2 separate regions of the Homo sapiens genome follow, and region 2 is linked to region 1. Evidence: chromatin contacts called from ENCODE Hi-C or POLR2A ChIA-PET data. All regions are on one chromosome and are shown on one strand. Each heading gives the region's core, a stretch centred on a gene start or an enhancer-like site at or near the end of the contact. The rest is flanking DNA. Distances are from core to core; before and after follow the strand shown. Region 1 overlaps CACNG4 (calcium voltage-gated channel auxiliary subunit gamma 4). Region 2 overlaps CACNG4 (calcium voltage-gated channel auxiliary subunit gamma 4).

Region 1 (5,953 bases), core at 1,993-4,492:
TGAAGGGCACAATCCAGTGGCTTTTGGCGCATTCAAAATGTTGTGCAAGCATCCAAAACATTTCTGTCACCCCAAAAGGAAGCTCTGTTTGGCAGCTGCTCCCCATTCTCCATCCACCCCCAGTCCTGAACATTGGGACTTTACAAGTCAGTTGCATGTGGCGATGTTATGTCTGCATTCCCCTCTAGGATGCACACTGCCTGGCAGTGGGGACCACACGAGACAGGCACTCCTGTGTCCCCAGCTCCCGGCCCAGCACCAGCCCGGGCGGGCGGCTCACCTGCAGCCACGAAGAGGATGCCGGCACTGAGGACGATGTTGTTCTTGCGGCTGTAGATCCTGCCAGCACCGATGCACAGGCCACCCAGCAGGAGCAGGATGGTGCTGAGGATGGGGAAGACGCTGGAGGCTCGCACGATGCCTGGCCGGGGAGGTGGGGGGCACAAAGCAGAGGGCAGTGAGATCAGGTGCCCTCCCGGGCATGGCTGCGTATGTCTCCCAGGAACCTTGCAGCTCCAGGCCCTTCCCCAGGATTTGAGATTCCCATCAGGACCTGGAGACTCGAGGTGGGCCAGTGCCTGGGGAGGCTCAGGGCCATTGGATCAGATGCAAGTGGGGGCTCCGGGCCTGCCCTTCACCCTGGAGTCACATCTGTCTACCTCTTGTTTAGTCTCTCCCTGGGAGTGGGCACCAGGGAGACCAGAGTAACAGCCATGAAAGCAACAAACCGCATCACATTTTTGTGGCACTGCACAGCCCCCTAAGCCCTTGCATGAACGCAGTCTCCGTGAAGCCCCTGGAAGGCTGGGAAGCAGTGTCCACAAAGGGTGGCCCTGGTCAGTGGTTGAGAGCACACGCATCGGCATTAGGTGGGTCTGGGCGTGGGCCCTGCTGTGGCATGCTGGCTGTGTAGCCTTGGCCAAGTCACTTTCCCTCTCCAAAACTCAGCTTCCCATCTGTGGAATGAGGTTCCTCATAGCACCAGTGTCCTACACATGTGCTTGGTTTTGTACATGTAAGGTGCATAGCACTGGGCCTGGCCATTCTATACCTTGATCATCATCATCATCATCAGCCCCTAGGTGATAGACAAGGATGTGGGACCTCAAAACCGGCCTGAAGTCGCAGGGGAGGTGTGGCTGGGCCGAGAGGGATGCTCGTGACCCACAGTGTCCACAGAACCAACTTTGTAGCCCTGACACCAGGGCTCTGCCACTGACTAACCTCGCTCTGCCACTGATTAGCTGACCGGGGACAGCTGACTTTGGTGACCACCTCAGTCCCCTTTTATAACTTGGGAATAGTAACATCTACCTGTAGGGAGTTGAATTGCAGCCTCCCTAGAATATACCTGTGTCCTAACCCTTAGGACCTGTAATTGATCTTATTTGGAAAAAGGGCCTTGGCCAGGCGCAGTGGCTCATGCCTGTAATCCCAGCACTTTGGGAGGCCAAGGCAGGCAGATCACCTGAGGTCAGGAGTTCGAGACCAGCCTGGCCAACATGGTGAAACCCCGTATCTACTAAAAACAAACAAAAAAAATTAGCCGGGCATGGTGGTGGGCTCCTGTAATCCCAGCTACTTGGGAAGCTGAGGCAGGAGAATCTCTCGAACCCCAGAGGTGGAGGTTGCAGTGAGCTGAGATTGCGCCATTGCACTCCAGCCTGGGCGACAAGAGTGACATTCTGTCTTAAAAAAAAAAAAAGGGCTGGGCGCGGTGGCTCACGCCTGTAATCCCAGCACTTTGGGAGGCTGAGGCAGGTGGATCACGAGGTCAGGAGATTGAGACCATTCTGGCTAGCATGGTGAAATCCTATCTCTAGGAAAAATACAAAAAATTAGCCGGGCGTTGTAGCCAGTGCCTGTAGTCCCAGCTACTTGGGAGGCTGAGGCAGGAGAATGGCGTGAACCCGGGAGGCGGAGCTTGCAGTGAGCCAAGATCGCGCCACTGCACTCCAGCCTGGGTGACAGAGCGAGACTCTGTCTCAAAAAAAAAAAAAAAAAAAAAAAGAAGAGGTCTTGCAGATGTGACTCAGTTAAGAATCTCAAGCTGAGATCATCCAGGATGAATCCGGTGGGCCCTAGATCCAACGACGAGCATCCTTATAAGAACCTTAGGAGAAGACACAGGGGAGAAGGGGCTGTGAAGACGGAGGCAGAGACCCAATGCTGCTGCCATGGGCCAAGGAGTGCCAACCACCTCCAAAGCTGGGAGAGGAATGGTCCTCTCCTAGAGCCTTCAGAGAAAGCAGGGTCCCCCAACACCTTGACTTCGGGCTTCTGGCTTCCACACCATGACAGTGAATTTCTGTTGCAGGTCACGCAGTTTTGATCATTTGTTACAATGGCCTTGGGAGATGAACATGCCCCATTGGAGGGTTACTGTGAGAAAATGTCAAGCACCCAGTAGGGGCTTAGGGTGCCCCTCCCTTAGCATCTGGGCTGGGAGGAAGGCGAGAGGGAGGGAAGCAAGGCTTGGGAAAGGAAAGCCCAGAGCTCGGCCTTTCCCAAGCACCTGCTGTCTCCCAGCCCCGTAGAAATCTCGGCTGCATGGACCCTTGGTGGCCCCCGCAGGGGACAGTGAGTCGGGCCGCACTGGCAGGCGCCACCCTCCCCAGCCAGCTGAGCGGGTTTCAGGGCTGTCAGCCTCTCCTCTGAAGGCAGGGTTTGTCTCCTTTTTTGTGAACGCATCAGTGTGTGTCCCTGCTTCACAGAGAGGAGATTGTCTGGGGGCATTAAATGCAGTTCTTCTCTCCGGTGCCTCCTCCTCTCCGATTCCTCTCTGCCTTCTGGCAGCAGCGGGCTCTGGGATGAAGTTTCCTGTGTTTCTGAAATGTGCCTCTGAGCTGTGCTGGCCAGAAAAGTTGAGGTCAGTCATCCCCTCAATGCCCTCGTTCTGCAGACAGGTCAGAGGAATCCGAAAGAAGGAAGTCCATCCAGCACTTTGGGAGCCCGAGGTGAGTGGATCACTTGAGGTCAGGAGTTTGAGACCAGCCTGGCCAACATTGTGAAACCCAGTCTCCACTAAAAATAGAAAAATCAGCTGGGTATAGTGGCGAGTGCCTGTAATCCCAGCGATTCAGGAGGCTGAGGCACAAGAATCGCCTGAACCCGGGAGCAGAGGTTACAGTGAGCCAAGATCGCGCCACTGCACTCCAGCCTAGGCAGCAGAGCGAGACTCCGTCTTAAAAAAAAAAAAAAAAAGCCCAGTTGCTCTAAGATCACTGGATGCCCAGGCTTGGCTCAGAGCCATCCATCCTGCCCAGATAAGTCACACAAGCACCTATGCCTTGCCACACAGACTCATTCCTGAGCTGTGGATGTGCAGATGCCAGCTGGGATTGCCACGGACAGTGGTGCAGGTCGGGCACAGCGCAGGTGGCTAAGGGGTGGAGGGATGAGTGAGGCTGAAGTCCAGCCCGTGCCCTGCTGGCCATATCAAGCCCTGGCAGAGGATCTGCATCTGCCAGGAGACAAGACACTTCCTTCTAACTCACCCCCGGGCACACTGTGGACTCCCAGCAGCCCTGACACCAGCCCCCTGCGGCCTGGCACAGAAGTTATCCACCTAACTGGAAATGCAGACTTGGAGAGGGGCACCAGGCCCAGGGCAAGGTGGGCAGGAAGCCCTGGGACCAGCAGAGCCTGTGGAAGAGAAGGTAGGCAGGATGTGGGGTGGTGACCCCCTCAAATCTTGGGCTGTGAACCTGCAAATCAGCAGTGACATCGTAAGAGCTCAGAGGCCTTCAGGGGGCTCTGCAACAAACAACACAAGCCCAGCTTCTGTGGAAGGCTTCAGAAAGCATGGCTCGGGGCGGAGTTCCTTCTTGAATTGTCAAAGACTGGGTGGGAGCAGCGCAGCCTTGGATCTACCAGGGTTGGTGCTCCACGCCCACGCAGATGAGCTGGCCTGAAACAGGCATCCTGCAGGCAGCCCCACCATGGAAGCTTCTGCTGCCTTCTCCAAAACACCCATTCTCCACCCGGAGGCAGAGCCCTGTTTTCTTTGCTGCTGTACTCCACATGTCTAATACAGTGCCTGGTACATAGCAGGCCCACAATAACTTTTTTTTTTTTTTTAAGATGGGGTCTTGCTCTGTCATGCAGGCTGGAGTGCAGTGGCACGATCGTGGCTCACTGCAGCCTCAACTTCCTCGGCTCAAATGATCCGCCCACCTTAGCCTCCTGAATAGCTGGGACTGGAGGCATGTGCCATCACTTCTGGCTAATTTATTTTTATTTTTTGTAAAGATGAGGTCTCACTATGTTGACCAAGCTGGAACTCCTAACCTCAAGCGATCTTCACGCCTTGGCCTCTCAAAGTGCTGGGATTACAGGAGTGAACCACTGCATCTGGCTGCAATAACTTGTTAAATGAATGAATAAACGAACTCTCATGAACCCTCACTTCTTGCAAATATCAGCCGCCAGAGACCTCCCTCCTGTGCTTCTACATATTTTGAGGAGCCATAGTCTGGACAGGGACCAGAAGACAAAATATTAGAAATCAGGGTGGCCCTGGAAACACATGCCAGTTGTCTGTGGTGATCATGACCTTGGCCTGTCTCTGAAAGTTGCTCAGCCCCTCCGGCTTCAAGCTCACAGGCACCTGCACTCTGGAGATAAAAGGATGATCAAAGACACATGCAGAGCTTGGTTTTAGGGCCAGATATCCCTGTTTCTGCAGCCACCGAGTGGAAAAACACCTCCCTGTTGGGAAGTCAGTTCAGCCCCACCCCGCCCTGACTTCTGCCAGCAGCAGAGACCACAGGCCCGAAAGCCGTCAAGCTGTCTCTTCCATGTGCATCTCTGAGCTTGTTAATGAACCTGGCTGCTTTCCCCACAGCGTACGCTTAAGGAGAACATGGCCTTCCCCAATGAGCTCTAATTGCGGTTGTGCTGTCACCATCATTATATCTGGGAAAATCACTCTGCAGCCCTCCCCGCCTTGCGCCCTCCCCAGAGGAGCTGGAACAGCTCACTCGTTTTTGTTTTTCTTGCTCTTCCAGATCCTCACTCCATCCTGCCCTGGGCCAAGCTGACTGTGTGGACCAAATCCTCGGGCTTCCGCCTCTGGCTTTTGGAGAAGGGTCTCGGCGAGGGAGTTCTGCCCAGCTGCAGGTGAAGGGGTGGCATTGCTTCCCAACAGCCGCAGCTCCTGCCAGGCAGCCCTGTCCCTACTGCTCCCTCCTCCAGGCTCCCATGCCTGCCCCCCTCACCTATCCAGGCTGAGGAGGGTAAGGGCTCCCGGCTATTGCTGGCCCCGGGGTGCTCTCCAGCCCTTGTGGGTTTCCCTTAACCTCACCCGCACCTTTGTAAATAGTCCTTCCGTAAACATCCTTCATTCATCCTGTTTGACTGTAACATCTACTTCCTGCTGGGAGATTGGGAAGCCATGTGGGGTGACCTCTGGGCTTCTGCATCTTGAAGCCAATCCATAAAGAGACCCCAGCACTCCGGGACCATGAATGGGACAGAGACAGGCGAGTAAAGAACAACCAGCACCAACGCCCATAACCTCAGGGGAGCTCCAGTGGGAAATGGAGAGGGAACGGTTTGTTTCTCTAATGCCTCTTTCCTTACAGTCCCAGGGTTGGGCCATGGGCACATCTGCCCCCAGAGCTTTAAGAACCACCTGATTGCCCTGGATTGGGCAGAGAAAGGCAGATTCTGAGTTGGGGCTGATTTTCAACTGAGCCATCCCAGCTAGGCTGAGCACCAAGGGCCTCTGTGGCTGGTTGTGCAGACGTGCACTGTACAACTGGAAGGATGTTCATACCATAATTTATGCAGGTGACATCCCTTGAGTTGTGCAGTGTGCAACCTGCACAACCATCTCTGGCGGCCCTGTGGAAATCTCATTTGCTTGGTTCAGTGTGGGCCCCCGGTAAGCAGAACGAGAGCATAGACAGGAGGAGGAGGAGGTGAGGGAGGAAGGATGGGAGGCAGAGCG
Region 2 (5,953 bases), core at 1,524-4,023, 42 kb after region 1:
TTTTCATGTCATAGCTACCACTGTTATCAACTGGGAAGAGGTATAGCCGAATGAAGAGAATGGAATCTGAAGCCAGACAGCCTGGGTTTCAATTCTGACTTCACCACTTGTTGGCTCCGGGGCCTTGGGCAAGCTGCTTAACTTCCCCGTGCCTCAGTTTCTGCATCTACACCATGGAAGTAGTGCTAGCACCTGCCTCACAGGCTGGCGGAGGATTAAGCAAGTTAATCTATATAAAGTGCACAGGGCAATCCCTGGCACCTAATAGGAACCACAGTAGAGTTTGCTCTCATAGCCAAGCATGGTGGCTTGTGCCTGTAAATCCAGCTACTTGGGAGGCTGAAGCAGGAGGATCGCTTGAGCCCAGGAGTTTGAAGCCAGCCTGGGCAACAGAGCAAGACCTCATCTCTATAAACAAATTAAAATTAGATGGGCATGGTGGTGCACGTCTGCAGTCCCAGATACTCAAGAGGCTGAGGTGGGAGGATTGCTTGAGCCCTGGAATTCAAAGCCACAGTGAGCTATTGAGAGGTGAAGCCAGCTGGACTTCCTGGGTTGAGTGGGGACTTGGAGAACTTTTCTGTCTTACAAGAGGATTGTAAAATGCACCAATCAGCACTCTGTAGCTACGATTGTAAAACACGCCAATCAACGCCCTGTAGCTAGCTAGAGGTTTGTAAAATGCACCAATCAGCGCTCTGTGGCTAGCTACAGGTTTGTAAAATGCGCCAATTGGTACTCTGTAAAAACACACCAATCAGCACTCTGTGGCTAGCTAGAGGTTTGTAAAATGGACCAGTCAGCACTCTGTAAAATAGATCAATCAGCACTCTGTAAAACGAACCAATCAACACTGTAAAATGGACCAATCAGCATGCTGTAAAACGGACCAATCAGCAGGACATGGGCGGGGACAAATAAAGGAATAAAAGCTGGCCACCCTAGCCAGCAGCGGCAATCCGCTTGGGTCTCCTCCCACTCGTGGAAGCTTGTTCTTTCACTCTTCACAGTAAATCTAGCTGCTGCTCACTCTTTGGGTCCGTGCCACCTTTAAGAGCTGTAACACTCACCGCAAACGTCCATGGCTTCATTCTTGAGGTCAGCGAGCCCATAAACCTATCAGAATGAATCAACTCTGGACACACTATGATCCCACCACTGCACTCTAGCCTGTGTGACAGAGTGAGACCGTATCTCTAAAAATTTTTTTTTATAAGAGTTAGCTCTCTTTCTGCAATAATATACCTGAAATCTGATTAAATCATAGTTAAGTAATTAACTAGTGTGAAATTATAGCTGTTACAAAGATAAGTTGAGATAACATATGGAAAGTTCTTGAGATAATACCTAATGTGCTTGGTGCATAGCAAGGGCTCAGCAGGCATTTGCTCTTATTTTTTAAACTATTCATAATTCTGGACTCTAAACAGAGGAGCCAGCAGGAGGGTGTTGAATGGATAAGCAGCTAGGGCGGAGGGGACCTTGCCGGGCTCGCCTGAGCACCGTCCTACTCACGGGCGGCTCAAGAGGCCACTGGTGACAAACAGAGTGGGTCTCCTGTGGTTCTCTCGGCCCCAGCACCCCCAACCCTGACCCAGTGCTTTGCACAAAGGCTTGTATGTTTCAAGCCACAGTCTAGAGAAAGCAACTAGGTTTCAAAACAAAAAACCAGGTAAATTTCCTTCCCTTTCCTCCAGAGATGGGTAGACCAAAGAAGAACCCAAAAAAACTGCTTGCAAGAATATGAAGGGCTATTAAGGGTCGAAGATGATTGCTTTGTTTTCAGCTATAGGAAAGACTGAGCAAGAAGAAAGGAACAGACATTACTACTGAAGGTAGCAAATTTGATTAGAACTGAGGGATAATTTTGTAGTCCTAGTACTGGGAATCTCAGCTGGAGGATGCTGGACTTGATCAGCATCTCCTTCCATATTCCCTCGCGCTTCTGCCTTAACTGAAACTCTTGCTAAGAACAGAAGGTAACATTCTGAGCACCTGGCAACAAAGACACAAGGGGAAGCTTGTGTCTCTGCATTGATGGACATTTGAAGGGTCAACTGACTCACTGCCACAAAGAGTGAGGGATTGTTTCAGGGTCGCACGAGTCACATTGGAAACTGCCTTTCCTCCAGTATTCACCATGCAAAGATTTTTTTCTTTTTATTTACTTTTTCTTTTTTTTGTTCTTTTAGAGGAACCTCTGGAAGAAATGCAAAGATGTTTCTAACAAGGCCGGGTGCGGTGGCTCACGCCTGTAATCCCAGGACTTTGGGAGGCTGAGGCAGGCGGATTGCCTGAGGTCAGGAGTTTGAGACCAGCCTGGCCAACATGGTGAAACCCTGTCTCTACTGAAAATACAAACATTAGCCAGGTGTGGTGGTGCACGCCTGTAATTCCAGCTACTCAGGAGGCTGAGGCAGGAGAATTGCTTGAACCCAGTGAAGGTTGCAGGGAGATGAGATTGTGCCACTGCACTCCAACCTGGGCAATAGAGTGAAACTCAGTCTCAAAAAAAAAAAAAAAAAAAAGAATTTACACAAAGGGAATTGTCAATGGAAAATTTTTGAGGTAAAAGAATCTTTTATTTTAAAGAGTTTGAAGATTTTTGGTGCAATGAAGCCTGCTTAAGCTTGCCACAGGACAGTTTCCTAGGGAAATAATTTAAAAAAGCAAGCGTCTTCTGCTCAAACCTCATCGGAGTCACATATTAAGAAATCTTGAGCCATCTGACTCAGGCAGAAAAATTCTCCCTGAGGGGCCTCTCACGACACAGCTTTCCGATTAAGTACTTAGGTTTACACATGTGATAAAGGTTTGTAAAAGCATAGATCTGGGTTTTATTTCCTTCTCACTTACTTTCATGGTCAGTTTTAGCACTTTTATTGTAGGAGATGGATTTCTAGGGATGGAAGCCCAATGTGGAAATTGTGCTGACAGGAAATAAAGATTCAACTGTGGTTGGCTTGCAAAGGCTTTGATCCAGGAATCAATTTGGTTATAAGTCAGAAGTGGCCTGTAATAAAATGCTGGCAAGAAGTCGCTGGGCATAGTGCCTGGGAGCGTGTTCCTGGATGCATTTAAGAATAAAAAGAACAGGCTGGGTGCAGTGGCTCATGCCTGTAATCCCAGCACTTTGGGAGGCCGAGGTGGGCAGATCACGAGGTCAGGAGTTCAAGACCAGCCTGGCTAACATGGTGAAACCCCATCTCTACTAAAAATACAAAAATTAGCTGGGCATGGTGGCACATGCCTGTAATCCCAGCTACTTGGGAGGCTGAGGCAGGAGAATTACTTGAACCAGGACCCAGGAGGTAGAGGTTGCAGTGAGCAGAGATTGCGCCACTGCACTCCAGCCTGGGCTACAGAGTGAGACTCCATCTCAAAAAAAAAAAAAAAAAAAAAAGCATGAAAAGAACAAACACCGGCCGTGTCAAATCGGCATACACACCCATTCATCTGTCTGGAGACTGGGCTTGGGATGCTTTTCATCTAAATATCGGGTTTATATTTTTTCCTCTCTGCATCACAGAAGTTCGAAAGAAGAAGGAGATCAGATAAGTCACTCCTCATTCCCATGACCATCAGTTTAACATTTTGGTGAATTTCCTTCCAATATTTGTTCCCAGCTTGATAAAGCAGCCACTGGTACAGTCACATCTGTTTCGTACCAGATGATCTTCAAAGGTTCCACATCTGTGGGTTTTTGGCTCACTCAATTTGCCATTTAATAGAATTCTCTTCATGTTTAATAACCCTCCTAATAATCACAGAGTTAAAATAATACATTTTTATCTAGGAAATGCTTCAAGAACTCTCAAAAGACTGACTTGAACAGGAAGCAGGAGAGGGCTTGCGTGGTTTACAAAGATGGCAGACTCAAAGGGAAAAGGGGAAGAATTAATTAGAAATACAAGGAAGAAAGAAAGGAGAGAAAGAGGGACGAGAGGAAGAGAAGGCGGCACTGGGGAATGGGGAAAATGGGTTTGGGTTGCAGAGGATGCTCACACAAAAAGGAACCTCAGGTTGGCCGTGTGGGTGTGGTGACTGGGACTGTGCGAATGGCAGCAGCACAAAGAAGACTGGAGACACATCAGAAACCACCAGGGTGAGGGAAGGGGGTTGGCTGGAAGGAGGGTGCGGGGCAGGCCTGCAGCCAGCAGGGAACTCCCCCAGAGACTGAACCTCAAGGCCGCAGGCCACAAGGTAGAAGACGGGAGATCCTCCAAACGGTTGAGCAAGTGAGGACACTCTGCCCACCAGGCATCTGGCCTCCACTCACGCTCAGGAATCCGCAGGCAGAAAGACAACCAAAGCCATTTTTCATGCAAGAGGAGTTGGATATCAGGAAAAATCAGAGCCCCTTTGTATGACATGCCAAACTGCTGAAGCGAGAAAATGTCTCGGGCGAAGGCTCAGATGCGAGGCAGGGACAGCGTGCTCGCCCTGGGGAACCTGGGCCGTCAATGTGCACTTGTTATCAGGCTTTTCAGAGCTGAGGGCCGGAAGCGAGTACGGGGCATCCCTCCCCCATCGCATGTTAATGATGAGCTGGTGACATGGCCTTGGCCGGACTGTCCGGCCCCTGGAAGGGAGCCTGGGTGTCCTGAAATGTCCTCAGGGAGTCTTTGGGGATCTGTGTCCTTTTCTTGCCTGTGCTTTGGTGTGTGGGGGAGGGGTGAAGTGGGCAGGAGGAACCCTGGGAATTAAGAACCGAAGCCCCCCTTCCTCTGAGACCCATCTTCACTCTGGGTCCCCTCCCCTGTCCCCATGTACCACGTATTTTTTGGGTTAGCAGATGAGAATAACTACATGCATTGAACACATGTTATGCCAGCTCCAAAGCAAGCACTTAGATACTTTATCGCGACTCCTGCCAGCAAACTTGCATAGCAGGTATCGCTAACAACCCCATATTGCAGAGAAAGCAACTGAGGTTCAAAGGAGGTGCAATGACTGGCTTAAGGCCCCACAGCTAGTAGGAGGCAGATCCTGGATTCAAACCCTGACTCACTCTGGGATCTGGGCCCTTTATCACCATATCCTACCTCCTCTCCAAGATGCCAAGCAAAAGAGTTGCTGTTTATTTCAGGTCTATGGTGAGACAGATGTGCGGGGAGCCCTGTGCGTATTTCCCATCTGATTCTCCTGACAACCCTATGGGATAGGCCTCCTTAGGGCGTCCGGGAGGAGCCCCTAACGTCTAGGACGTGTTCTGTTGCCCTCTCCACATCGTGCCCTGTATGGTGTCTGTCCTACTGCTGGTGCCCCAGGGTCTCCAGAACCAGAGAGTAAATACCCTGGGGGCTTTCTGTGCCCACAATGCCCGGCCTGAAGCCAGGCACTCAGCAGGTGCCCCACAAACACCTAAGGACGACACAGTTTTAAGTAATTCTGCTCTCCAAGGCAGCCCCTGGCCCTGCAGGTGCGTGTGGTAGCTCTCAGAAAAAAACAAGAGAGAGGTGAGGTCTGGTTCTGCACCCAGCTCTGCTCCCTGCCCCGTGGTGCCTGGGCCACCCTCAGGGCTTCCCATGTCCAATCTCATTTAATCGTTCTGATCATCTGATGAGATGGGGGAGGGGAGGGTCTATCATTATATCCCCATTTTACAGATGAGAAAATAACTGAGGCCCAGAGAAGCTAAGGAGTCTGTCCAAGGTCACAGAGCTAACACAGGGCAGAGCAGGATTCAAATGCAGGTCTCATCGATCCCCCACCCACAACCCCCGTCCTATTGACCATCACACAGACTTAGTTCAGATGTCATCTTCGACTCCCTTCTGCGCACGAAGCTCCTGGAGAGTCAGAAAGTGGGGCGGGCTGGATCCGTGGGGCGGGCTGGATCCATGGGGCTTCAGGTATCAGGGAATGAGCCTGACTTTATCACAGAGGGATGTGTTCTCACCAGAAGGTACTGAGCTGGGGAATGATGTGATCTGGTTGATATTTTTACAAG

What was found. A loop is a pair of places that touch in the nucleus more often than their neighbours do. ChIA-PET counts read pairs that join two places held with the same protein, here RNA polymerase II (POLR2A). Pooled maps may share reads with other maps.
Region 2: a loop to region 1 is called in a map of A673, with 2.1 times the contacts of the local background. The contact joins two enhancer-like sites. A Hi-C loop is called at or near these places in 2 of 168 maps with a recorded cell type or tissue (A673 and posterior vena cava) and 2 of 50 pooled maps. POLR2A ChIA-PET finds 5 or more read pairs at or near these places in 1 of 52 experiments (SK-N-SH).

Annotation. Positions count from the first base shown.
Region 1 is chr17:67,019,328-67,025,280 of GRCh38, reverse strand. CACNG4 (calcium voltage-gated channel auxiliary subunit gamma 4) reads right to left here. Exons shown (of 4, transcript NM_014405.4): 3 at 281-421. Among named protein-coding and RNA genes, the nearest start is that of CACNG1, 22 kb to the left of the region's middle. Within about 2 kb of position 3,242, at least 2 of the 41 ENCODE cell types and tissues checked have a DNase peak (open chromatin) inside an H3K27ac peak, as active enhancers do.
Region 2 is chr17:66,977,196-66,983,148 of GRCh38, reverse strand. All of the region lies in intron 1 of CACNG4 (calcium voltage-gated channel auxiliary subunit gamma 4), which reads right to left. Among named protein-coding and RNA genes, the nearest start is that of CACNG4, 15 kb to the right of the region's middle. RefSeq lists enhancers at 1-182, 3,863-4,439, 4,362-4,656, 4,440-5,017, 5,762-5,953. Within about 2 kb of position 2,773, at least 2 of the 41 ENCODE cell types and tissues checked have a DNase peak (open chromatin) inside an H3K27ac peak, as active enhancers do.